Regions from separate parts of the Homo sapiens genome. Here all the other regions are linked to region 1. A link is a loop called in an ENCODE intact Hi-C map of the cell type or tissue named here. Cell type or tissue: B cell. All regions are shown on one strand.

The links. A loop is a pair of places that touch in the nucleus more often than their neighbours do. Peaks named below come from ENCODE experiments on the same cell type or tissue, not always from the same donor. Only the 100,000 strongest peaks of a DNase experiment are listed, where the experiment ranks them.
Region 2: a loop joins it to region 1, with 4 times the contacts of the local background. A loop is called at or near these places in 5 of 110 quality-filtered maps.
Region 3: it touches region 1 in a loop (3-fold over the local background); 2 of 110 quality-filtered maps call a loop at or near these places.

Annotation. Positions count from the first base shown.
Region 1 is chr22:22,153,113-22,161,112 of GRCh38, forward strand. It overlaps IGL. Among named protein-coding and RNA genes, the nearest start is that of VPREB1, 88 kb to the right of the region's middle. RefSeq lists a silencer at 2,554-2,696 and an enhancer at 3,806-3,965. In B cell, CTCF peaks have their summits at 3,762 (motif pointing right) and 3,961; a DNase peak (open chromatin) is centred at 3,809; H3K4me3 peaks cover 801 bases; H3K27ac peaks cover 4,948 bases.
Region 2 is chr22:22,026,311-22,034,310 of GRCh38, forward strand. It overlaps the pseudogene PRAMENP, IGL, the pseudogene IGLVI-70, IGLV4-69 and the pseudogene IGLVI-68. Among named protein-coding and RNA genes, the nearest start is that of TOP3B, 48 kb to the left of the region's middle. RefSeq lists silencers at 294-413, 5,095-5,214 and enhancers at 2,340-2,409, 3,058-3,187, 3,887-4,667, 4,045-4,304, 4,668-5,447 and 2 more. In B cell, CTCF peaks have their summits at 4,351 (motif pointing right) and 4,551; DNase peaks (open chromatin) are centred at 301, 4,471, 5,051 and 6,055; H3K4me3 peaks cover 1,983 bases; H3K27ac peaks cover 4,928 bases.
Region 3 is chr22:22,318,961-22,326,960 of GRCh38, forward strand. It overlaps IGL, the pseudogene BMS1P20, IGLV5-52 and IGLV1-51. Among named protein-coding and RNA genes, the nearest start is that of VPREB1, 78 kb to the left of the region's middle. In B cell, CTCF peaks have their summits at 3,227 (motif pointing right) and 3,428; DNase peaks (open chromatin) are centred at 351, 3,261, 3,761 and 4,081; H3K27ac peaks cover 591 bases.

The sequences.
Region 1 (8,000 bases):
CTTTTTCATCAAAGGACAGAGAGAGCCCATTATAAACTATTGAGTAATGCTGATTTGATGGGTAGGCCACTTACCTTTAAGTGGAAAGGAGGCCAGGCGCGGTGGCTCACGCCTGTAATCCCAGCACTTTGGGATGCTGAGGAGGGCGGATCATGAGGTCAGGAGATCGAGACCAGTCTGGCCAACTTGGAGAAACCCTGTCTCTACTAAAAATACAAAAATTAGCCGGGCGTGGTGGCGGGTGCCTGTAGTCCCAGCTACTCGGGAGGCCGAGGCAGGAGAATGGCGTGAACCTGGGAGGCGGAGCTTGCAATGAGTCAAGATCACACCGCTGAACTCCAGCCTGGGTGACAGAGCGAGACTCCTTCTCAAAAAAAAATTACACAAAAATGTTAGACTAATAAATATTAATAAACACTAAAGGAAGAAATTTAGTGGAACATTTATCAGAGGCAACAGACCAGGAAGTTATAGTTACCCTGTGAAAAGGCATCATCTAGGATTCATAGAAAACATTTGCAAATTGGCAACAACCACCACCACAACAAACTAAAACAAATGAAAGAAATAGACATTTATACAGGGAAAATATAAATAGATAATAAGTGTAATAAATTTTGTGACTTTCCACTTGAAAACAAAGAAATGGAAATAAAACCTATGTAAAGAAGTGGTGGAGTGAGCCGAGCTGGGGTGGGAGGGGTGGGGGCATCCCAGGCAGAGGGAACAGCAGATGCAAAGGTCTGGAGGCTGGAGCAGGCTGTGAGGGGTGAGAGCAGCAAGTACATGAAGTCTAGACCACAAATCGATGCTTCACCCTCAAAAATAGCCTCTCACTGGCCACCACTCAGGCCCAGATACATGTGTAAGGTGGGCAGCCTTCAGGAAAAGTGACCGCAAAAGTGCACCACATTGGGAATTCTGAGGTGTTTGAGAAAGTTATGGATGAAGGGTGAGGTAGACTCTAGTGGGGAATGTCCTCTTGCCACTTGGACTTCTCTGTCTATTTCATGGGCTATTATCAACTTCTAAAGAGCCAGTGGTTTGGGTGCACATTTAGGTGTAAGTACCTCTTGCCTCAAGCCTTAACTCTCTTTCCAATGAGTCAAGTGAGCTGTTGTGTTTAAGTAACTTCTCTTTATTGTGAAATCTTTCCTATCACTTTAAGAACCTTCTTCTTCAGACCCAAGTAATCCCAAGGCACCTATAATGTCCCTCCTGGAGAAGACAAAAGGGTGTCTTCTATTTCTGTGTGGCCCGATATTTCAGGGCCCCTAACCAGGTTAGTTCAAGGTGCTCAGCATAACCATGAATCTGCTACCCATGTTTCTCAGGTGGGTCATAGGCCCTGGAGGGATTGTGGCTGTGGACCAAGCAGGGGGTGCTGTGGGCTGTTCTGAGAAGGAGGGTTTTGGAGTGTCCAAGCTGAGAACATAGAGGCCCCAGATGTTGTATGAGTAAATTTTCATCTGACAGAATTATATTTTCCTAACTGAAAACATGAAACAGAGATGTAACAACTGTGCCTCTTTGGCTCTGTCTTTGCATGCTGTCATCAGCCACTGAACAGGAGCTGAGAGGGAAGACATAAAGAACAGAAAACCCATGAGGGGGATGGTCCATGTGGGTGTGGAAGTGAGGGTGAGTGGGGATTTGGCCAAAGAGGCCTAATCCACAGGAGTAGAGTCTCATGTGTGACTTTCAGAATGAGCAGGAGTGAGATAGGTGGAGGGGGAGTGTTGGAACATCTCATCAGAGGTGAGAATCCATAGAAGGAGACACTGGTCATTACAGTCAGTGAGAAAAGTGACTTTAGCCTGAGCCTAAGGTCATTGGATCAAGGAAGGGGCCAGGAGGAGCTCCTTGAAGGGAAGCTGTGAGCTTGAGAGGCAGGCTGAGGCAGATCAGTAGAATGAGCCCCCGAGAAGGGCTCACAGAGTCACTGAAGGACTGTGAGGTGGCAGGGACAAGCTCACATGGCCTTTGGTCAGTGAGTCTCCAGCTGTAATGAGAATGAAATGGGGAAGATCTGGGACAGGAAGACAAGCTGGGGGCGCTGGTACCATCATGGGGAGATGATGGTGGGTGGCTCTAGGTTAGTTAGAGTTGGAATGAAGAGCAGAAAGCAGCTTCGTGATACCTTTATGTCATAAAATACATTTGGCATGGAGAGGACTTGGACTTTGTGCATGAAGGATATGGATGTTTCTAGGCTGACTCCCAAATGTTTCTAGGCTGACTCCCAGAAACTAGGATGTTTCTAGGCTGTTCCTGGCTGAGAATTTGGATGGTAACTATAGTCCAAAGAAACAAAGAACACTGAAATCATATCTTATTTTTTTTAACTCACAAAATAGAGGCAGGTAGATATTTATATGTGTTTTGTTGGCTCAATGATTTTTTTTAGTAATAAACATATTTACTTAGAAACTACTGGGTGTCTGTATGCTCTGGGATTTTTTTCTCCTGTCCTGATGACATCTCTTTCCTTTCTCTGGGTTCAGGAGTTACTTCCCAGGTTGTGGTGACACAGGAACATTCACTTTCCACAACTCCTGGAGGGGCAGTCACCTTCACCTATGGCTCCAAAATTGGGGCTGTCATCAGAGCATCTCGACAGCTGGGCCCAACAGAACATCTGGCAATGTCCCCAGGGCAATGGTGGGCACAAGCAGTCAGGTCCTGGGACCCCTGCACAATCCCCTGGTTCTCTTCATGAAGAAAAAGCCACTCTGGTTATAATGAGGACTAGACCAAGAATGAGGCCCAGTGTTACATGCTCGGTGTGGTGATCTGAAATATCACCACAGGGACAAATACAAAAATACAAGTGGGAAACTACACTCAAACCCTTGGATCAAGCCTCAGTCCTATGCTTCTGAAGCAAATTTCTTGTTTTTGGAGTCTGGTTTTCAACCACTGTAGACTCAGATCATTTATTCTTCAGGCCCCCAATGGGATCATCACAAGCACTTTTTCTATCAATCATGGCAGTCACTTGAGATCAAAGGTGAATTTCTTCTTCCTCAAGTTATAAGCAACACTTTGGCATATTTGGTGAACTTCAAAGAAAATGGCTAAGATAGAGGATGAGAGACATAAGAGGCTTCAGGAATATTTCAGCAGATGCAAAGCAGACTACAGGGTAACTCATTTCCCATATGATTTGATTGATTGCAAAATGTGAAATTAAATGCATACAAAGGGGAATGTGTGTCATTTTTCCTCTTAATGACAAAGTAAAAAAAAAGCAATAAAACAAAAACAAGCACTATTTCATGTGTCTTGATAAACTTGTAGAAAGTCTTATAATATCCACAATATCTAGGATACAGTAAAATAACTTTCCATATGAAGAACCAGAAGAACACAACTTAAATGAGAAAAGACAATTGATAGACACCAATACTGAAATAATTTAGGTGCTGATGTTATGTAACTGAGATTAATTAAGGAGTAATTATACAATTCCTTCAGTGAGCAATTTTAGACATTATTTTTTGAAGTTTTAGGTTCAGGGGTTCATGTGCAGGTATGTTACGTAGGTAAACTTGTGTCAGAGGGGACATTCTTGAAACAAGTGGAAAAGAAGCAAATCCCGAAAAGAAAAATAAGTCATAGAAACAAACCAAATTAAAATTAGAAAACAGAAAAATGCAATAAATTAAAAAGAACAGTCTGGAGGGACTCTGGAACAGGTAACAGTGAAATTAAAGTTCAGGCATTAGAGGAATTATTTACCGTTAAGTAGGGAAGAAAGTACAAACAATAGCCATCTAAGCCCAGCAGAGGGAGCTGTGGATCTTCTCAGAGGTGAGCAAGGCCGGAAATGAACTCCCGGGGCTCTCATTTATGGCTCCTGGGTCCATACTCACTGGCCCGAATTGGGGTTTAGAGCAGGTGCTTTCTCCCAAAGGGCAAACTCAGAGTTCCCAGCAGCCCATCCTCCCTGACAGAGCGGCTGCTGCCTGGCTGAGCACTCAGAACTTAGGGAGCCGGTGGTTTTGGTAGAGGCCCCATGTTTGCATAATGTCCTAACCAAACACACATCTACCCGGGGAGGTGACGAGGAGTTAGAGGAACTGTCCCAGGGTCCAGAAGTAGCCGGGGGTTCTGGGGATCCTTGGAAAGTCCACACCATAGCTTGGATGTCTATCCTCCCCTCTCTCCCTCCTCACTGCCCAGGTTCATGTAGATTTCAAAGACAGGACTTTGGAGGGATCTGTCTGCTGTGATTCCTCACACATAACATGTATCTGTTTTAGTTTCTTGGTTCAGTTCTCAGGCTGTGGTGACTCAGGAGCCCTCACTGACTGTGTCCTAAAGAGAGAGACTTATTCTCATGTGTGGCTTCAGCACCACAGCACTGAATTCAGCAGAAGCCTGGTCAAGTCCTCAGGACATTGATGTGTAACACAGATAACAAACACCCCTGGATGCCCACTTGATTCTCTGGCTCCCTCCTGGGGGAAAGCTGCCCTGACCCCTCAAGGGGCCCAGCCTGAGGATGAGGCTGAGTATACTGTGGGCTACACCACAGTGGTCCTTAGCACAGTGAGAGACCCAGATGGGGAAGCAGGACATGAACGAGCTTTTGGCTGATCCGGGGTACAAACATGAACGTAGGATATCAGGATCACGTGGCCAGACACCTGAGCTCTCAAGGACACCTAAATTTTAACTATCCGTAGAGAGAAAGGTGGGTGGAGGGGTGTAAATTGATTCCTGTATCTGTTTGAATTTTAAAGTGGAAAATATTTGTGAATCATTTGGGAGATGCAGATTCCCAAAAAGAAGAATTTATGTTTATATTCCAAACAGAACAGTAATAGTGAGATCAACTCTAAAGACTAAGGTCAAACACACTTCATCCAGAAAGATGGATCTCAAAAGATTTTGTTGTTGTTTTGCCTATTAAAAGCTAAGAGAGGAAATTATATTAATAAAGTTTATTTCATGTTCTATGTTAATAGTGTGTATTTCATAGCTTTTTAAGCATTAAAAATTATAAAAGTGTTAAGAGGGATTCTCTTCTCTAATGTTATATAAGAAAGTATCCACCTAGGAAAATATTTTGAAGGTCTAACCCCCAGTACTTCTAAATGTGACCTTATTTTTAAAATAGTGTTATTGCTTATGTAATTCTTAGGATGAAGCCATCCTAGAGCGAGGTGGCCTCTTGATCCAATGTGCCTGGTGTCCTTATAAGATGATGGTAGTAAGGAGATTGGAAGACACAGAGAGAATGCCGTGTGACGACGAAGGCAGAGATTGAATTTACACAGCTGCAAGATAAGGAGCACTAAAGATTGCTGGCAAACCACCAGCAGCCAGAAAGAGGGAAGGAAGGATCTCCCCTCAGGTATATATGGAAACATTGCCCTTTCTATGAATTTTGGGAGGCTAGCCTCCAGAACTGTGAGACAATACATTTGTGTTATCTTAACCAAACTTGTGTTTAATACATTCTGACAGCAGTTCTAGGAAACCAATACACCAGACAATAAATTACACAATACTTCTGAAATTGATTGTACTTCTTTCATTTTGGCAACCAGTTTTTCCATGAATATGATTATATCTGTGCTCATATTTCTAACTTTATAAATATGCTTGTAATTTAAGGTTAAGATAAGAAATCCTTGTGTCTTAAAAATCCCTAAATATATGAGAACTGAATAATAATATTAACATTATGAGATCTAATGGAAAATTGTAGCTTTTACATAATTCCACTTGTTCACTAGTATCAAGATGTGAAGGTGGGAAGATCACCTTGTTATTAACAAAACACTCCTGGTCATCTCTGTGGATTTGAGAGTGCAGGGGGAGACACCTACATATTGTTTGGGAAGTCACAAATGCAGCATGCCCAGAGCATCATGTACAACAGTGTGAGTTTGCTGGACATGTGGGCAGGACGCAGAACAGACTGGGGCATGAGGAACCACCTATCACCAAACCCACCAGCGCCTTCCTCCCTGGATCAGCCCAGAGCTGCTCAGACTTGAATGTGCACATGGATCATGTGGGATCCTGGATAATGTGGATTCTGATCAGTGGGTCTGGACTGTGGACTGAAATTCTGCGTTTCTAGAAGGCCCCTTCTTCCAAAGATCCACATACATGTTTTAATATTACCATATTCATAAGAATGGTGGGAAATAAGGGAAGCCACTTTCAGACAGAAACCAAATAGAAATTTATCTGAGAGGGAGCTAAAGGATTATGATCAAAGAGAAATCCCCAATTCCAGGCAGGGAGCTGATCACAGAGGGCAGATGGGAAGTTGGGAGAGGTTCTATTTTTTTTTTTTTAAGAAATAGAAATGAATGCAAACACAACTCAAACCTCCTCTTGATCCAACATCCCTGCTGGCTCCTGCCCAATTTCTGCACTGGCTTCTTCTCCAGTCTTTTCCCAAGCATGGACCCTCCTCACCCTCTCTGCTTCCCCATCTCAAACTCACAACTTCCCTTCTCAGTTCTCCTGTTTCTCTCCCTTTCATTCCACTTCCTTCTTCTCTGTGACCTCCTTAGACAATCACCAAAATATTTCTAGAAGAAAAGCCATGGGTATTTTTCATCTTTTCTTGAAAGTTGTCACTCACATTCCCTCTTCGTTCTTCAGCCTCTCTTACCCCTTACTACAAAAGATGCCTGAGGCCACTGTTTCTCTTTTCCATCCCCTCAAATAGCTTCTCCTTCCAACCCGTTTCTCTCCTCAGTTACTAGAGCATTCAGTGAAGCACTCAGTCAGGTTAAAGGATCCTCCCAAATGCTCACCCTGCTCTCTATGTGTGATCTCCTGAAGAATCAAGTAGGGAGAGAAACATGGCTTCATGAGTTTGTGGGGAAGTGGGTGCATGGCTGAACTGTCCTTGTTCTCAGCAAATGTACTTTATTTCATGCACAGTTTGTATATGAGACAACCTTCTCCTGCGGACTCCTTATAAAATGGGAAGAATTATGTGTTGTGTTTTCACAGAGGAAGCCCAAATATTCCATGCTCATGGGTAGGAAGAATCAATATCATGAAAATGGCCATACTGCCCAAGGTAATTTATAGATTCAATGCCATCCCCATCAAGCTACCAATGACTTTCTTCACAGAATTGGAAAAAACTATTTTAAAGTTCATATGGAACCAAAAAAGAGCCCGCATCGCCAAGTCAATCCTAAGCCAAAAGAACAAAGCTGGAGGCATCACACTACCTGACTTCAAACTATACTACAAGGCTACAGTAACCAAAACAGTATGGTACTGGTACCAAAACAGAGATATAGATCAATGGAACAGAACAGAGCCCTCAGAAATAACGCCGCATATCTACAACTATCTGATCTTTGACAAACCTGAGAAAAACAAGCAATGGGGAAAGGATTCCCTATTTAATAAATGGTGCTGGGAAAACTGGCTAGCCATATGTAGAAAGCTGAAACTGGATCCCTTCCTTACACCTTATACAAAAATCAATTCAAGATGGATTAAAGACTTAAATGTTAGACCTAAAACCATAAAAACCCTAAGAAGAAAACCTAGGCATTACCATTCAGGACATAGGCATGGGCAAGGACTTCACGTCTAAAACACCAAAAGCAATGGCAACAAAAGCCAAAATTGACAAATGGGATCTGATTAAACTAAAGAGCTTCTGCACAGCAAAAGAAACTACCATCAGAGTGAACAGGCAACCTACAAAATGGGAGAAAATTTTCACAACCTACTCATCTGACAAAGGGGCTAATATCCAGAATCTACAATGAACTCAAACAAATTTACAAGAAAAAAACAAAAAACCCCATCAAAAAGTGGGCGAAGGACATGAACAGACACTTCTCAGAAGAAGGCATTTATGCAGCCAAAAAACATACGAAAAAATGCTCACCATCACTGGCCATCAGAGAAATGCAAATCAAAACCACAATGAGATACCATCTCACACCAGTTAGAATGGCAATCACTAAAAAGTCAGGAAACAACAGGTGCTGGAGAGGATG
Region 2 (8,000 bases), 130 kb before region 1:
GGTCACCCTCTCCTGTACTGGAAACAGCAACAACGTTGGAAGTTATGCTGTGGGCTGGTACCAACAGATTTCTCACGGTGCTCCCAAAACTGTGATGTTTGGAAATTCTCTGCCCTCAGGGATCCCTGACCGCTTCTCTGGCTCAAAGTCTGGGACCACAGCCTCCCTGACTATCTCGGGCCTCTAGCCTGAGGACGAGGCTGATTATTACTGTTCAACATGGGACTACAGCCTCAGTGCTCACACAGTGCTGCAGGCACATGGGGAACCGAGACAAAAACCTGCCCTTGGCCTGTCCCGAGGCTGATCACTCCATACTTGCCTATGACAAACAAAGAGGGTGCCTGTGGCTGATCGTACAGTTTAAGCAAGGGAGGAAGTGAGACTCAGCCACAGGCCCCTGCAAAGGGTCAGCGGGCCTTGTTCCCACATTGTCTCTATTTGAAAAAGTGAGATAAATTTCACTTCGTATAAAATGTACAATTAAATTGTCTTATTGTGTTTACAGAATTATGCATCTATCACCATAATCTAATTTTAAAACGTTTTCATCACCCCACAAAAAAACCCCCACAATTAGCAGCCACCCTTCACCCTTTCTCCCCAGCCACTGGTCATTGCTAAAGACTTTCTGTAAAGAACATGCATTTAAAGACCTAAGAAACTCAGTGATGCCAAACAGCTAGGTTTTTCAAATGCCCAAGCATGTAATAATAGATTACTGAAACCAAAGATAAAGACACAATTATGAAAGCAGACAGAAAGCTTTATAATATATACAGAAAATCAACAATTCAAACAATGAGAGGTATTTTATGAGTATACATTGAGGCCAAATGGCAGTGTTATGTTCTTACAAAGTCAAAAGAAAGAAAGAAAGAACTGTTGAGTCATAATGCTATATCCAGGTAAAGATTTTTTTTTTTTAAAAAAGGTAAAAAATAAGACTTTGTCAGATGAAGAAAACCTGAAAGAATTCATCTAAAAAAAATCAAAACAAATCAACTCTAAGAGAAAATTTTCAGGTGGAAGATAAATGATAATGGAAACATTGAACCCAAAGAATGCAGGAAGAATAACCAATAAATATAGTAGTAAAAGACCAAATTTTTAGCTCTACAGTTCTGGAAAATATGCATATCAAAAGCTAAGTTATAGCATTTTTGATATAATTTCTACTTATGAAAAATATTATATATACATATATACACATATATACATATATATACACACACACACACACACACACACACACACACACACACACACATATATATATATACATGAAACTTCAACCAAAAGAAGGAACTGTAAGGGGTCTACATGACTGGGAAAATATTAGGCCTATTATTAAATCTAAATAGATCATGAATAGTTACATGTACATGTTGTAATCTTTACAGCAACCAATGTAAAACTGTGCAGAGATACCAATATAAAATCAATATAAAAATCAAAAGAGCCCACTAAATAATACTCAAATAATCCAGAAGTAGCAGAAACAGGGTGGAGAGGAACAAAAGTTATAAAGAGAAAAAGGAAACTTACACTAAAATTGTAAGCTTAAATCCAACCATGTGAATAATTTCATTAAATGTAAATGAACTAAGCACATATATTAAACACAGAGTTTGTCACACTGAGAAAAATAAAAAACAAGAGACAAGCATGCGATTCTATAATAAACTCTAAATAGAAGTATATACACAAAAGTAAAATGATAACACAAATAAACACCTAGTTAAAATGGCATAAAGCATTACTTCAATGTTAATTGCATCATTCTGATTTTCTAAATTGCATATTGTGTTGTAAGATGCCACTTTTGAGGAAAACTGGTTGAAGTGTAACTAAACCTTTATTACATATTTTTTCACCTTAATGTGTATCTATAATTATGTTTACAGAAAACATTAAATGAAAGTAAAAGGATGGAAAAGTTTTATCATGTAATCCTGAATTAATAACACAAACATATAGTGTGGATATTTCTTTGCGTTTCTTTTTTGTTGTTGTCGTTGTTTTTTGAAAAAGTCTCATTCTGTTGCCCAGACTGGAGTGCAGTGGCACAATCTCGGTTCACTGCAACCTCTGCCTCCCAGATTCAAGTGATTCTCCTGCCTCAGCCTCCTGAGTAGCCGGGATACAGGCGCCCGCCACCACACCCAGCTAATTTTTGTATTTTTAGTAGAGATGGGGTTTTGCCATGTGGGCGAGGTTGGTCTCGAACTTCTGACCTCAGGTGATGTGTTCACCTCGGCCTCCCAAAGAGCTGGAATTACAGGCATAAGCCACAACGCCTGGCCTTTTTTTGTTTTGTTTTGTTTTTGAGACAGTGTCTCACTCTGTTGCCCAGGCTGGAGTGCAGTGGTGCAATCATGGCTCACTGCAGCCTCAAACTCCCAGGCTCAAGCAATCCTCCCACCTCAGCTTCACAAGTAGCTAAGCCTACGGGCACGCACCACCATGCCTGGCTAATTTTGCTTATTTTTTGTAGAGACAAGATCTCACTATGTTGCCCAGGCTGGTCTGTAACTACTGGGCTCAACTGATCCTCCTGCTTTGGCCTCCCAAATTGCTGGAATTACAGGCATAAGCCACCACACCTGGCCCAGTATGGATAATTCATGGGTAAAAAATGTAATACTTGAAAAACAAATTAGATGTTTTCTTATTATTTCCACATAGCAGAGTACTAACTGTAGGACATTGGGATGTACTTTTGAATAAGAAATGAAGGTTTAAAAAAAGATAAAATAAAACAAAATAAGTGCCTAAAACTGACTGGTGAGGGGTTTACCCAATGCATGAGCAGTAGAAAGAATTTAATTTTTTGCATCCAGGATACTAAAAAGTGGAAAGATAGATTTCTTTTTTTTCCTGTTTTACTTCTTTTGGGTTGCTCTATTTGATCTAATTAAAAAGCCTATTACTCCTATGCTATGCTGATGGAAGAGAAGTCTTCTCTAACTTAGTCCCAGTGAGATTGCCTCCTCTGGGCCAACAATGCTCATCTAGAACTTGGAATTTCGATAAATCCATTCTGAGGTGATGAGCAGCAGCAGCACCAGAAAAGTTGATCCAGGCCATCTAGGACCCTCCAGGGAAGGGCTCAGGCCTGTCAAAGAGGCCTGATAGAAACTGGGGCCTGCAGTCAGTCAGGGACATTGAAGCTCTCCTGACACGGTCCCACCAGCTGGGAAAACACTCGGGGTCTCCCTCGGGTTTGATCAGATGGCAAGTTCCCCATTCCCTGATTGGCCCAAAGCTTTGACCTGTTGGACCCGGGGCCTATCAAAGGCCAGGTGTCCTCTCCCCATTGGAAACCTCCCTAGGCTCAACTCTTCTCTTCTCATTCTCCTGCTGGCCTGGGAGCATCCAGGCCAAGGGGTGAGGTGGGGACAGCCCTACATTAAGTTTTTATTTCAAGGTAGAAAATCTGTCCCCTTGATTGTTTGGGAAACTATAAAAAGACTAGGGCAGCTCAGGGTCTAAAATACAGCTTCAGGGAGTACAGAGTTAGAGTGCAGAAACTTCAATTCCATTTACTCTCTAGCAATTTACCTAATATCAAAACATACAGTTATGTTATGTTTACAAATATGCACGCACCTCTATTAATATGTGTTCATAAGTACATACACATGCACCATTACGTTTACACATACATGCATGTAACACCAACTGATGTAAAAATCATTGTTTTATGTACTCAGTTTTCCTTTGAGTTTACCCTCTTTTCTCTACTTTTTAAAATATTTATTTCTAATTTGGGGAGCTACTAACTGAGATTATTTTTCATCTCACTGAAAAACAGTTTTAGAATTTCCTGTAGAGCAGTTCTGCTGGTGGCAAATTCCATCGGGTTTTGTCTGAAAAGTAGCCATTTTCTCCTATTTTTTCTGTTTATTATATAGAAAGATAACTTATATAAAGTAAAATTCACAGGTCTTAATTATACAGTTTGATGGTTTTTACAAATGCAGATGCTCATGTAGCCAACAGTCCGATCCATTCTCACAACATCTCCATTACTGCAGAATGGAGACATTCTGTTCCAGTCAATGTAAATTATCCCATTACACCTACCAAATAGAACGTGTATGAGAGACACCTTTCTCCTGAGGACTTTTGCAAAGTGGGGTGGATCATGTGTCCCGCTCCCACTGAAAAGGGCTAAATGGAAAACTAAAGTCTGAAATAAAATAGGAGGCTGCCCTGACGAGGGGTCCCACTTTGCCCTTGGACAGAGAACAGGCCGTGGTCAAGGCCCTGGTCCGGGCAGAAGCCTCTGTCAGGACCCACTGGCATCTGGTCACAGACACGATGGACCTGGGCCTAGGCAGAAGGGGGTGCTGTTGGTCTGCTGCTGAGGGCTCTGTGGGTTTCTCAGCTGGGAAACCAAACACTTGAACTTGGTCTCCACGCAGGGTTCACTGGGGCCAGCAGCTGGGCTCTCTCTGCACCCTTGGAGAGCCTCAGGCCAGGCCCAGCCCAGGTAACCCCTCCCAGAAATGTCACCCCACCACTGGGACTGACACTCAGGCACACGGAGTGATTTGGTTGGGCAGAGGAAGAGGAGCACATTTGCATGAAGGGCCCCTCTCTCTCCTCTGGGACTACAGGGTGGGTAAGAAATACCTGCAACTGTCAGCCTCAGCAGAGCTCTGGGGAGTCTGCACCATGGCTTGGACCCCACTCCTCTTCCTCACCCTCCTCCTCCACTGCACAGGTCAGGATGGCCCTCAGCACCCTGACCTCCAGCTCACTGATACCACCTCCCAAACTTATGCCAGGAATGTCCTTCCCTCTTTTCTTGACTCCAGCCGGTAATGGGTGTCTGTGTTTTCAGGGTCTCTCTCCCAGCTTGTGCTGACTCAATCGCCCTCTGCCTCTGCCTCCCTGGGAGCCTCGGTCAAGCTCACCTGCACTCTGAGCAGTGGGCACAGCAGCTACGCCATCGCATGGCATCAGCAGCAGCCAGAGAAGGGCCCTCGGTACTTGATGAAGCTTAACAGTGATGGCAGCCACAGCAAGGGGGACGGGATCCCTGATCGCTTCTCAGGCTCCAGCTCTGGGGCTGAGCGCTACCTCACCATCTCCAGCCTCCAGTCTGAGGATGAGGCTGACTATTACTGTCAGACCTGGGGCACTGGCATTCACACAGTGACACAGGCAGATGAGGAAGTGGGACAGAAACCTCAGCCTGCTCAGGGTCTTGTTATATGACAAGTTTTAAATTTTCAAATATGTTTTATATGTACACACTCCACTTGGAAGCACCGTCTGGTTTAAAATGTTTCTACTCTCAATTTCTCATTCAAGTTTTCTGAAGTCTCAGGAAAACTAAAAACAGAAACAAAAATATCATGATGACTATGAAATATTACCTAATTTTCCAAATATGCTGAATTCAGTGCCTGTGGAGCTAACCATTTTCTCTTGACAGAAGAAAAATGAGCCTTAGAAATTGTTTCCAAATCCTGAAAGAGTCATCATTCCATGTACTCAGGACAGATTTAGAGAGTGCTGACCCTGCCCTTTGAAAGATGTTATTTGCCTCTTAGTGCCCAAATAAGGAAGGATAATTAGGAATCAGAAGCCTACCTAGGGCTCCCCTCTCTCCTCTCAAAATTGCACTTGGTGTCATATTGCCCTAGAATTTATGCCTGGTGCTGGCAAATATTTTTAAATTTATTTTTTAATCTTTTCCTTTTCTGCAATCAAATTTCTTGAGGGGCTGAGAAGAAGAAATAGGCCCAGAGAGAAGCAAGGCAGTCTGGGTGCAGGCTCTAGACAGCCCAGGGAGAAGAAAGAGGGAGCAGCTCCCTGTGTCCTGGAGGGAGCCCTGTCCCCATTGGGCTTCCTGCTCTGATGTCCCCTAGTGGAGGCTCCTCAGGGAGTCCAGCCTCCCAGAACTGCCCTATAAACCTCACAGTGAGCTAAGCAAGTATATCCAGGAAGGAGGGTCTGTGGAGATGTGAGACTAAGGTGTGTTATGGCCTAAACACTGCCCATCTCCATCCTTCTTGGGGATGACAAAGTGAACAGTGGAGGAGACAGGATACATGGGTGCATCTGGACCTCAAGCAGTAGGCTGTTCTGTGGTCTGTCCCTAAATCTTGTGCTGGAGACCCCATACGAGAGCCACTCCCTGACCCTGGGCTGGAGCCCTCTACCCCCTGCTCACAAGACCAGCAGCTGTTTCCTTATAGGCCCCCAGGGAGCCACAGAACAGCATCAACCAAGACCATCCTCTTCATGTGTCAGCTTTTCAGGGAGGGATCGAAGTCATGGCCCAGGAAAGGGCTTGGACAGCCCAGGGGAGGAGGCTGGTTGGTATGAAGGATGCCCTCCTCACCCTGAGCTGCTGGAGGGAGTACAAGGGACTTGGAGAGCCCAGGCTCAGTTGATGATCCTCAGGATGTAGAGCTATGTATGGGTCTCCACTGTGGTCTCTCCCCCGCCTTCTCCTTCACTGCACAGGTGGCTAGGGCTCAGTGTCAGGGCTGGTGATCAAAAGACCAAGGTTTATGCATGTGTCTCTGTCCACTGACCCACCTCTCACCCTGTGTCTGTCTTAATGTCCAGCGTCCTGAGCCCAGCCTGTGCTGACCCAGCCACCTGCAGTGCATGCATCTGTGGGGCAGGTGGGTACCAGCTCCTGCACTAGAAGCAGCAGCAATGTTGGGCACGGGCATGTGCTCTGGTACAAACATGCCTCCGAGAGACCCAGAGCTCCACATATATAAAAGCAGTCATTGACCCTTAGGGGCATAGGCCCAATGCTGAGGCTCCAGGTTGGAGAACATGGCCTCTCTGAGCATCTCTGGACTCCAGGCAGAGGAAAAGGCTGATTTTTATTCTCAGCTTGGGACACAAGCACCAAGGCTCAGGCAGTACTTCAGGCCAGTGGGGAAGTGGGAGAAAAAGCTGCTGCCCATCCAGCAATGGAGCTTCTCTGTGCAGCCCCCACTTCTTGGGCAAGTCAGCTGATTAACGTTGCTTTTCATTTGTTTAGTAAAAATTTAGATTTTAAAACTCACTCCAGTGAACGCAGTGTGGAGAATGTGTTTCTGTCCTCTCAATTCTACCCTCACACCCAACCCTTGGCAGTAACAAATTGTCGTATTGTCTCATATTAAGAGAAATCCCTCAATACCAAGATCAGGCTGTCCTGGAAACCAAATCCATAATGGGTCAAAACAGGACCAGGGTCATTGTGTCTGACTCAGGATAGTCGACTCCCAAAGGTCTGTTTATCCACCTCATTCACTGAGAAGCTACTATGCACCAGCCTCAGATCCAGGGATTCAAGGTACATGATGAACAAGAGAGGAAGGGGCCCTGTCCTCATGGAGCTGACACTGAGTGGTGGAACAGATAAGGCAATCAAGTAAAAATGTCAATGCGACAATATGATGTCATCACACAGTGAGGAGAGCTCAGTTGGGGGTAGAGGAGCCATCAGAAGGTTGGGCAAGGAAGACACAGGATCTGACTCAAGTTTATGAAGAAAAGTCCAGATGCCTCAAAGAAGATGAACAAGGAGACAGCAAGCATGAAGGCCACGGGGCCAGTTGGGGTCATTGGAGAGAAAGGTCAGGTCTAGCCTGTGTTTGTAAGAGGAGGGACTGAAGCCTGGGTGAGGAGAGAGGGCTCAGGAATAGCCTTGGAAAGTGGAGGGAGTGGATGCGAAACCCCTGCTGAGGGGGCCTCCATGAGCAATGAGGCTGGGGGAGGCCCTGAGCTAATCACCATGATGGAAACTCAGACAACAGCCTCCCAGCCTCTTTCAAAGTTGTCACAGGACGCTTTTCTCTCCAAATGGCAAGGGGGGAATCCCACTATGAGTTTTATTTGAGATGTCTCTTCTCCATGTCCTGTCCTGTCCCTAGGCTAAATTCCCATGCGCAAACAAGATACTGCTCAGTCTCAGGTATCACATTCACACACAAATGCTCCAGAATGAGGGAATGCACTCTGACCAACCCACCAGG
Region 3 (8,000 bases), 170 kb after region 1:
GTCAGACTCACCTGCATGCTGAGCAGTGGCTTCAGTGTTGGGGACTTCTGGATAAGGTGGTACCAACAAAAGCCAGGGAACCCTCCCCGGTATCTCCTGTACTACCACTCAGACTCCAATAAGGGCCAAGGCTCTGGAGTTCCCAGCCGCTTCTCTGGATCCAACGATGCATCAGCCAATGCAGGGATTCTGCGTATCTCTGGGCTCCAGCCTGAGGATGAGGCTGACTATTACTGTGGTACATGGCACAGCAACTCTAAGACTCACACAGTGCTCCAGACCCATGAGGAAGTAAGACAAAACCCTCCCCTCTACTCTCCTGGTCTAGTGAAATCACCCCTGCTGGTGGCTCTGACCAAATCTAGCTCAGGGGGTGACATCTGTTGTCTCATCGACAGCACTGGAGCTCCCACGGAGAAGTAGGTCTAACAAAGTCCTACCTTGCTCGCATTTCACAGGCAGACATCCCTTGCTCAGGGGTAAAATCTCTCAGTGTTGACATTGAAGAAGGCAAGAGGGCTGGGTTGGGGTTCATCTCAGCTCAGAGTCTAGAAGTGACTCAGAGATGCTGCTGGTCTGAGAGTTTTAATATGAGCCTTGGGATACAATACAGGGATGCAGATGGGAATTGTATTCTCTTTGTCAGTAACGAACCATCAGTAATTGAAAAGTCAATACATTGAGAATAGCATAAAGCATGAAATACTTTAGGATAAGTATGACAAAAATTGTTGTTTTACACACTAGAAGTCCTAAAACATTGTTTAGACACAGGTCTTAAAGAAGACCTGAGTAAATGCACAGATAATCCTTTTTTTTTTTTTTTTTTTTTGAGGCAGAGTTTCACTCTTGTTGCCCAGGCTGGAGTGCAATGGCATGATCTTGGATCTCGGCTCACCACAACCTCCACCTCCTGGGTTCAAGCGATTCTCCTGCCTCAGCCTCCCGAGTAGCTGGGATTACAGGCATGTGCCACCACGCCTGGCTAATTTTTGTATTTTTAGTAGAGATGGGGTTTCTCCATGTTGGTCAGGCTGGTCTCGAACACCTGATCTCCGGTGATCTGCCCGCCTCGGCCTCCTGAAGTGCTGGGATTACTGGCGTGAGCCAATGCGCCCAGCCCAGATAACCCTTTTTTTTTTTTTTTTTTTTGAGCAGGAGTCTCGCTCTGTCGCCCAGGATGCAGTGCAGTGGCGCGATCTTGGCTCACTGCAACCTCTGCCTCCCGGTTGAAGTGATTCTCCTGCCTCAGCCTCCCTAGTAGCTGGGACTACAGGCATGTGCCACCATGCCCGGCTAATTTTTTTTTTTCCTTGTGGCAACGGGGTTTCACCGTGTTTGGTCTTGATCTCTTGACCTTGTGATCCGCCCACCTTGGCCTCTCAAACTGCTGGGATTACAGGCATGAGCCACCGTGCCTGGCCCCAGATAACCCTTTTTATGTGAGAGTGTAGAGAATGTTGCTGCAGCTGGTGTGGGATGGGGGATGGCTGGGTTGAGACTGTGTTGTCACCTGCAGTGTACACCTGAGGTGACATGGTTCTGAACATCACTTTCCCCATTGAAGGCCCGAGTGACCTATCACTTGCTTCTCAAAATTCAGGAACTAGGTGACTCTAGGAGAGTGCACAGGAAGCTTTCTGCATATTCTTTCAAGAGATTTCGAGGTCACTGACTCTTTTTTCAAGACTTAAACACAAAATCCACATCCATCATTCTTGCGTAAAGAGACCATTCTTTTTTTTTTGAGATGGAGTCTCGCTCTGTTGCCCAAGCTGGAGTGCAGTGGCATGATCTCGGCTCACTGCAAGCTCTGTCTTCTGGGTTCATGCCCTTCTCCTGCCTCAGCCTCCCAAGTAGCTGGGACTACAGGCACCCGCCGCCATGCCCGGCTAATTTTTTGTATTTTTTAGTGGAGATGGGGTTTCAACATGTTGGCCAGAATGGTCTTGATCTCTTGACCTCGTGATCCACCCGCCTTGGCCTCCCAAAGTGCTGGGATTACAGGTGTGAGCCACTGCACCCGGCCCAAGATGGGGTTTCATCATGTTGACCTGGCTGGTCTCAAACTCCCAACCTCAAGTGATCCACTCACTTCAGCCTCCCAAAGTGCTGGGATGACAGGCGTGAGCCACAGTGCCCGGCCTAGTACATTGTTTAAATGGTGCATGTAAAACCTCATGGTACTACAACTGCCTGGTGACAGACTCACCAGAGTAAATAACTATCCTGCTGTTCTCCAACCACATGGGATTCCCCAAACAAAGATTTGTTGAGTCCAAGATGCATCATGCCAGAACTCTTGCAGTCATACACATAATTTGTTTCATTTTAATAAATACGGTTATCTTTTTTCTTCAGTTTATTGTTTTTAATGTATCATCTTCTAGGTTTCATTACACATCAAAGATGAATAATTTCTCTCATCTTTAGGACATGCTGAAAACACTCATTAGTGATTTTGAACAGTATTATTTCCTAAACATCCTAGTTGGAATGGTTGATCCTAAAAGCTACCATGTGTCAGGCTCACCTGAGTGCAGACTGTGGTCTAAACAAGCTAAAGTTTTAATTCTTCCATCTTCAAATACGGAGCATATTTGCTTGTTTTGCTCTTTAGCAAAACACTGCAAAGTCATTCGCCAGGATCTCCTGCAGACTGGCATTCAGTGATGGAGAACAGACTCCTAGGTGAGATCCCTGGTCACAGGATCCAGATGACTATGACTGCAAGTCTGGAAAAGAAGAGACAGAACAAAGATTTACCAGCATAACCCTCTGAGAATGTGCCCCAGCCATCCTGGAGGGAAGAGCTCCCTATTGACCCAGCACTGCAGAATCCACAGAGGAAGGACAGCTCTGGCCACCAGGGAGCAGCCACACGACAAGAGAGGACCCGGTGTCCCCACAGGTGAGGAAATGAGTCCATGGGGCTGGTCAGTGCTCTCGATTTCATTCTGCCATAACAGGACTTTGTGTAGTCACCACCTGAGTCCTATACAGTGAACAGCCAAGGAGACATGGACAGATTCACCCCTGAGGAACCCAGTAGAATGTGAAGTCTGCCCTGAGGTCACGAAGAAAAGACTCAGGGGGCTGCCTGGCCTGGCCCTGATGGAGGGGGCCATGGACAGAACAACGGGGAGGCAGGGGTGTCTCTGAGAGGCTCTGGTCACCTTGTCATACAATGGTGGTGTACAATGTCGCACCATGGACACTAGGGGGCGCCTGCGCACCATTCCTGAGAAGACTGGGTGTGATGAGAGCAGGACCAGCGCCACCTGTCCTGCTTGGTGCCCTATGCTTAGGGCTCACAGATGTCAACTCTCCACCCCCTGGGACCACACAGCCCCACCCCTGGCACTCTCTGACATCCTCAGGCAGAGGAGCTTGACCCAGGGCCCAGGGTGGGATCAGAAAGCTGGAGGGTCTGATTTGCATGGATGGACCCTCCTTCTCTCAGAGTATAAAGAGGGGCAGGGAGAGACTTGGGGAAGCTCTGCTTCAGCTGTGAGCGCAGAAGGCAGGACTCGGGACAATCTTCATCATGACCTGCTCCCCTCTCCTCCTCACCCTTCTCATTCACTGCACAGGTGCCCAGACACAGGGTCAGGGGAGGGGTCCAGGAAGCCCATGAGGCCCTGCTTTCTCCTTCTCTCTCTAGACCAAGAATCACCGTGTCTGTGTCTCTCCTGCTTCCAGGGTCCTGGGCCCAGTCTGTGTTGACGCAGCCGCCCTCAGTGTCTGCGGCCCCAGGACAGAAGGTCACCATCTCCTGCTCTGGAAGCAGCTCCAACATTGGGAATAATTATGTATCCTGGTACCAGCAGCTCCCAGGAACAGCCCCCAAACTCCTCATTTATGACAATAATAAGCGACCCTCAGGGATTCCTGACCGATTCTCTGGCTCCAAGTCTGGCACGTCAGCCACCCTGGGCATCACCGGACTCCAGACTGGGGACGAGGCCGATTATTACTGCGGAACATGGGATAGCAGCCTGAGTGCTGGCACAGTGCTCCAGCCCAATGGGGAACTGAGACAAGAACCCCCTTCTTCCTCCCCCAGGAGGGTGAGTGCCGCCAGCTGCTGCTCACGCCTGACCTGTAGCTTCTGCTGCTGCAGGTTCTCCCATGGGCCACGGGGCAGCCAGGGCCCTGCCTAGGAGTGGAGGCTCCACCACTTTTGTCCTCAGAGTCAGGAACAGGGACTCCAGGAATGAGAATATCCTGCTCCTGCAGCTTGGGACACAGGGTCTCTGCACTGACATCCTGGGCTGAGGTGGCAGGTCCAGCTGTGTCTTCACAGTCCTTCCTGTGCCTGCCCATGGTGTGGGGAGGGAGGGAGTGGGGGAGGGGGTGTGGGCCTTTGAGCTTCACTAGAGACCTGAGGGAGCAGAGGTGCTCCCCAAGACCTGGACTCCTTCCCTCACCCTCCTCCCATCACTCTCCTCACTGTAGCTATGGCCAGGTGAGGGCTCAGGGCTACTTGAGGACCTTGCTCAGCCCAGGGCCTCCATCCCAGGCATTGTTTCCAAACTCTGTAAGGGCTGTCTCTGAATCTGTAGAAACAGTTATTTCTGTGTGCCCAGGACTGGGTTAGAGGGCACCAACCCCACCCCTTGCAAACTGCTCCTCACCTCTTAGCGCCCCAGTGAGGAGAAGAAAGAGTTAGAAATCAGGAATCTACTCAGGGCTCCCCTCTCTCCCCTTTCCCAGCCTCCCCTGGCTTTCTCTTTCTACAGAAACACCAAGGAGGCAGCCACCAAGGACGAGGGGAGGCCCAGGCATTATACCAGGCAGCGGAGCCAGCCAGTCCCCCCAGATGGTGGAGGGAGGTGGTGGAGGTGTCTGGGACCAGAAAATAGTGAGGACCCTCTTACTGAAGTGAGGACGGGTGGCATAAACTGAGGCCCAGATGGTGGACCAGATCTCCTGAGCCATCTACTCATTTCTTCGTGTGTTCCAGTTTGGGTAAGAATAGGCTAAAAAAAAAAAAAAAAGGCTTTGAAGAGGTTCCTTTCCTCAGATAAGAATTCGTAGAGGATTATTGCCCACTCAGGCATTGAGGGGAGGCTGAGCCTCACTCTCAGGCCAATAGAACTGGGGGCTTTCAAGGGAATTTGATTGTACTGAGCTCCCAGACTCTGACATCTAAGATTTTTGCCCTCGTAGCCGAACCCAGCACTGATACCAAAATGGATGAAGGCTGATAGATAAGCCTAGAATATTCTAGCTGGCACCATCTCGTGGAAAAGAGAATCAAGTTAGAATATTGATGTGATAAGGTGGCATCGCACAGTGAGGGGAGGAGAGCTTGCATGGGGGAGGGTAGAGGAGCCACTAGAGGGCTGGACAAGGAGGAGACAGTCTGAGGTAAGTTTGTGAGGAAAACTCCAGATGCTTCAGAGAAGATGGACAAGGAGGTAGGCAGTGTGAAGGCCATGGGACCAGCTCTAGTCACCGGGAGAGAGTGGTCAGATTCAGCACCAGTGTCTGGGGAGGAGGTACTGAAGCCTGGGTGAGGGGAGAGGCTCAAGGCTGGCCTTAGGACCTGAGTGGGGCACAGTGATCACACTGCTGGGGGGTCCTTCAAGTGCAAGGGGGCTGCAGGAAGGCTTGAGCTCATTGTCACAATGAAAACTTAGACAACAGCTCCCCAGCCTTGTTCAAAGGTGTCACAGGACTTTTTCCTCTCCACATGGCAACGTGGAGAAGAAAACTTATCTCTGAGATATATAAGATGTTAGTTCTCCATAACCTCTCTTGTCCCCTGGCTGAATTCCTATTTGGAAACAAAATGACTCTCCAGTTTTATATATGACATCCTCACAAAAAAAAAGTTCCAGAATGAGAAAGATCTGCCCTCCCTGACCCACTGGTGAGGAATCTCAGCCTTCAGGACAACCAGACTAAATCATTCATGCCATCTCCCATGACAGCATCATGTGGACCAGGGAGCCTACCTTATGGGTTTGGGCCACACACTGCCTGTCCCTAGCATTGCAGCTGGGGACACTTACATGCTGAACTCATGGCTGGGAGATCTGAGGTCCAGACATGACAGGAAAAGGAAAAAGACCAGGAGCTCTGCCTAAGTAGCCCCCCTGTGTGAATCACTCTACCCTCCACCCTCATCTTCAGTTCGTGATGGGTATTGTCTTGTGAAAACTGAAAGCTGGGCTGGGACACAGGCAAGAGAGTCTCTGACTCACAAATCTCCATCGTGGGCTCTCTGGCCTTTCTGATATTCTTTTCACACATCAATTCTGGGCCAAGACACATCCATGCTCATCAAGAAGGCATTGATAGGAGAATCAGGTAGCCTCCAGAGAGACAGGAAGCAGATAAACACCCTCATGTTGGCCTCCTAAGCCCAGAGGAGAAAAAAAAAAGTTGGAGGGGAAGAAGTTCAAGAAGCCACACTAGAAGCCACTGATTACCATCACCTCGGCACCTGTCCTCCATCTGCCCCTCTTTCAAGTGAGGACCAGACTCGGGACAGCACCTGCACCTCCCCCTCTGTCCATGCACTGTGTAGGGAGCCTCCTTCTGCTCTCATCTCAAGGTGGCTGCTCCGCCAGGTCAGCCGTATCACTGCTGAGAGTCTTCCCTGGGTCCTGGTCACAGGGTCTGGGATCAGCAGCAACCTGGCTTTGATTCAGCTCTGACCCTGCCCCTTCAGGACACAAAGCCCATTATTAAAGGGATAACTGAACTCTCCTAGTTCACTCAACCTTAGATTTTCCTTCTCAGTGTCCTTCTAGAAAGTGCCGCCTCTACTAAATGATTTCATGTTATTTGCTCAGGTCTAGAGCTATTTGATTTCCAAAATTCTATACTCTTCTGTTCTCATTCCCGGTCATGGCTCATTTTCCCTCAGCAGCTAATGATGCTAATCATGTATCTACCCCCCATTGTCACAAAAAAGAGAGATGGAAGAGTTCCTTAGATAAATACAGGGTTAGCAAAGAAAAGTTTCATTATCTCTTAAGAATTACTCCAAGATCTGGCCAGGCGTGGTGGCTCATGCCTGTAATCCTAGCACTTTGGGAGTCCAAGGTAGACAGGTCACGAGATCAGGAGATCGAGACCATCCTGGCTAACATGGTGAAAACCCATCTCTACTAAAAATACAAAAAATTAGCCAGGCATGGTGGTGGGCACTTGTAGTCCCAGCTACTGAGGAGGCTGAGGCAGGAGAACAGCGTGAACCCGGGAAGTGGAGCTTGCAGGGAGCCGAGATCATGTCTCTGCACTCCAGCCTGGGCAACAGAGCGAGACTCCGTCTCAAAAAAAAAAAATAAAGAATTACTCCAAGATCTAAGAAAATTAATTCCAGTTCTTCAAGAGTTTACTCCTCAGAAACAACAGCATGAATACATTAGGTAGTGAATGTTCTTGGTCTTCTCAATGAATAACGTCTGAAAGGTTCAGAGTATATGTTTCAAAAAGGTAAGTGCATAACTTTCAAAAAAATGTAGTATTAACATGTCAACAATTTTAATTGGTATATATATTTCTGAAAAAAAAAGCAGTATGATGGTAAAAGAAATGTAAAAAAGCCTTTGTAAAACCCAGTGCTTACAGTCCACCAGGATAGCACCTGTGAAGCAAATTTCCTTTGCTGAAGATACACCGCCTTTTAGAATAATAGCAAGATAGTTTGAATTTGTCTTCTTCTCTCACAGCAATCTAAAAATTAACTTGATCCCATTTATATGACATATCTAGAAATATTCCTGTACATGTGGACATTCCCATCGCACACCTCCCATCCAGGCTGTCCTAAAGTGGCATCTCCTCTTCTTCTGCTCATGTTCTCCCCCTCTCCTCACCTCTCCTGCTGACACGTGGCTCCTCCCTGCCTTCCTCTCCAGTAGCCCCAGCAGATCAGGCCCAACCAGTGAACAAGCTCCTGGACTTCTTGGATTTCTGAGGACTTGCCCTGCCAGGGTGTCTTTCTCAATCACAATCTCTCCTTCCCGGGAGTCCAGTTCTCC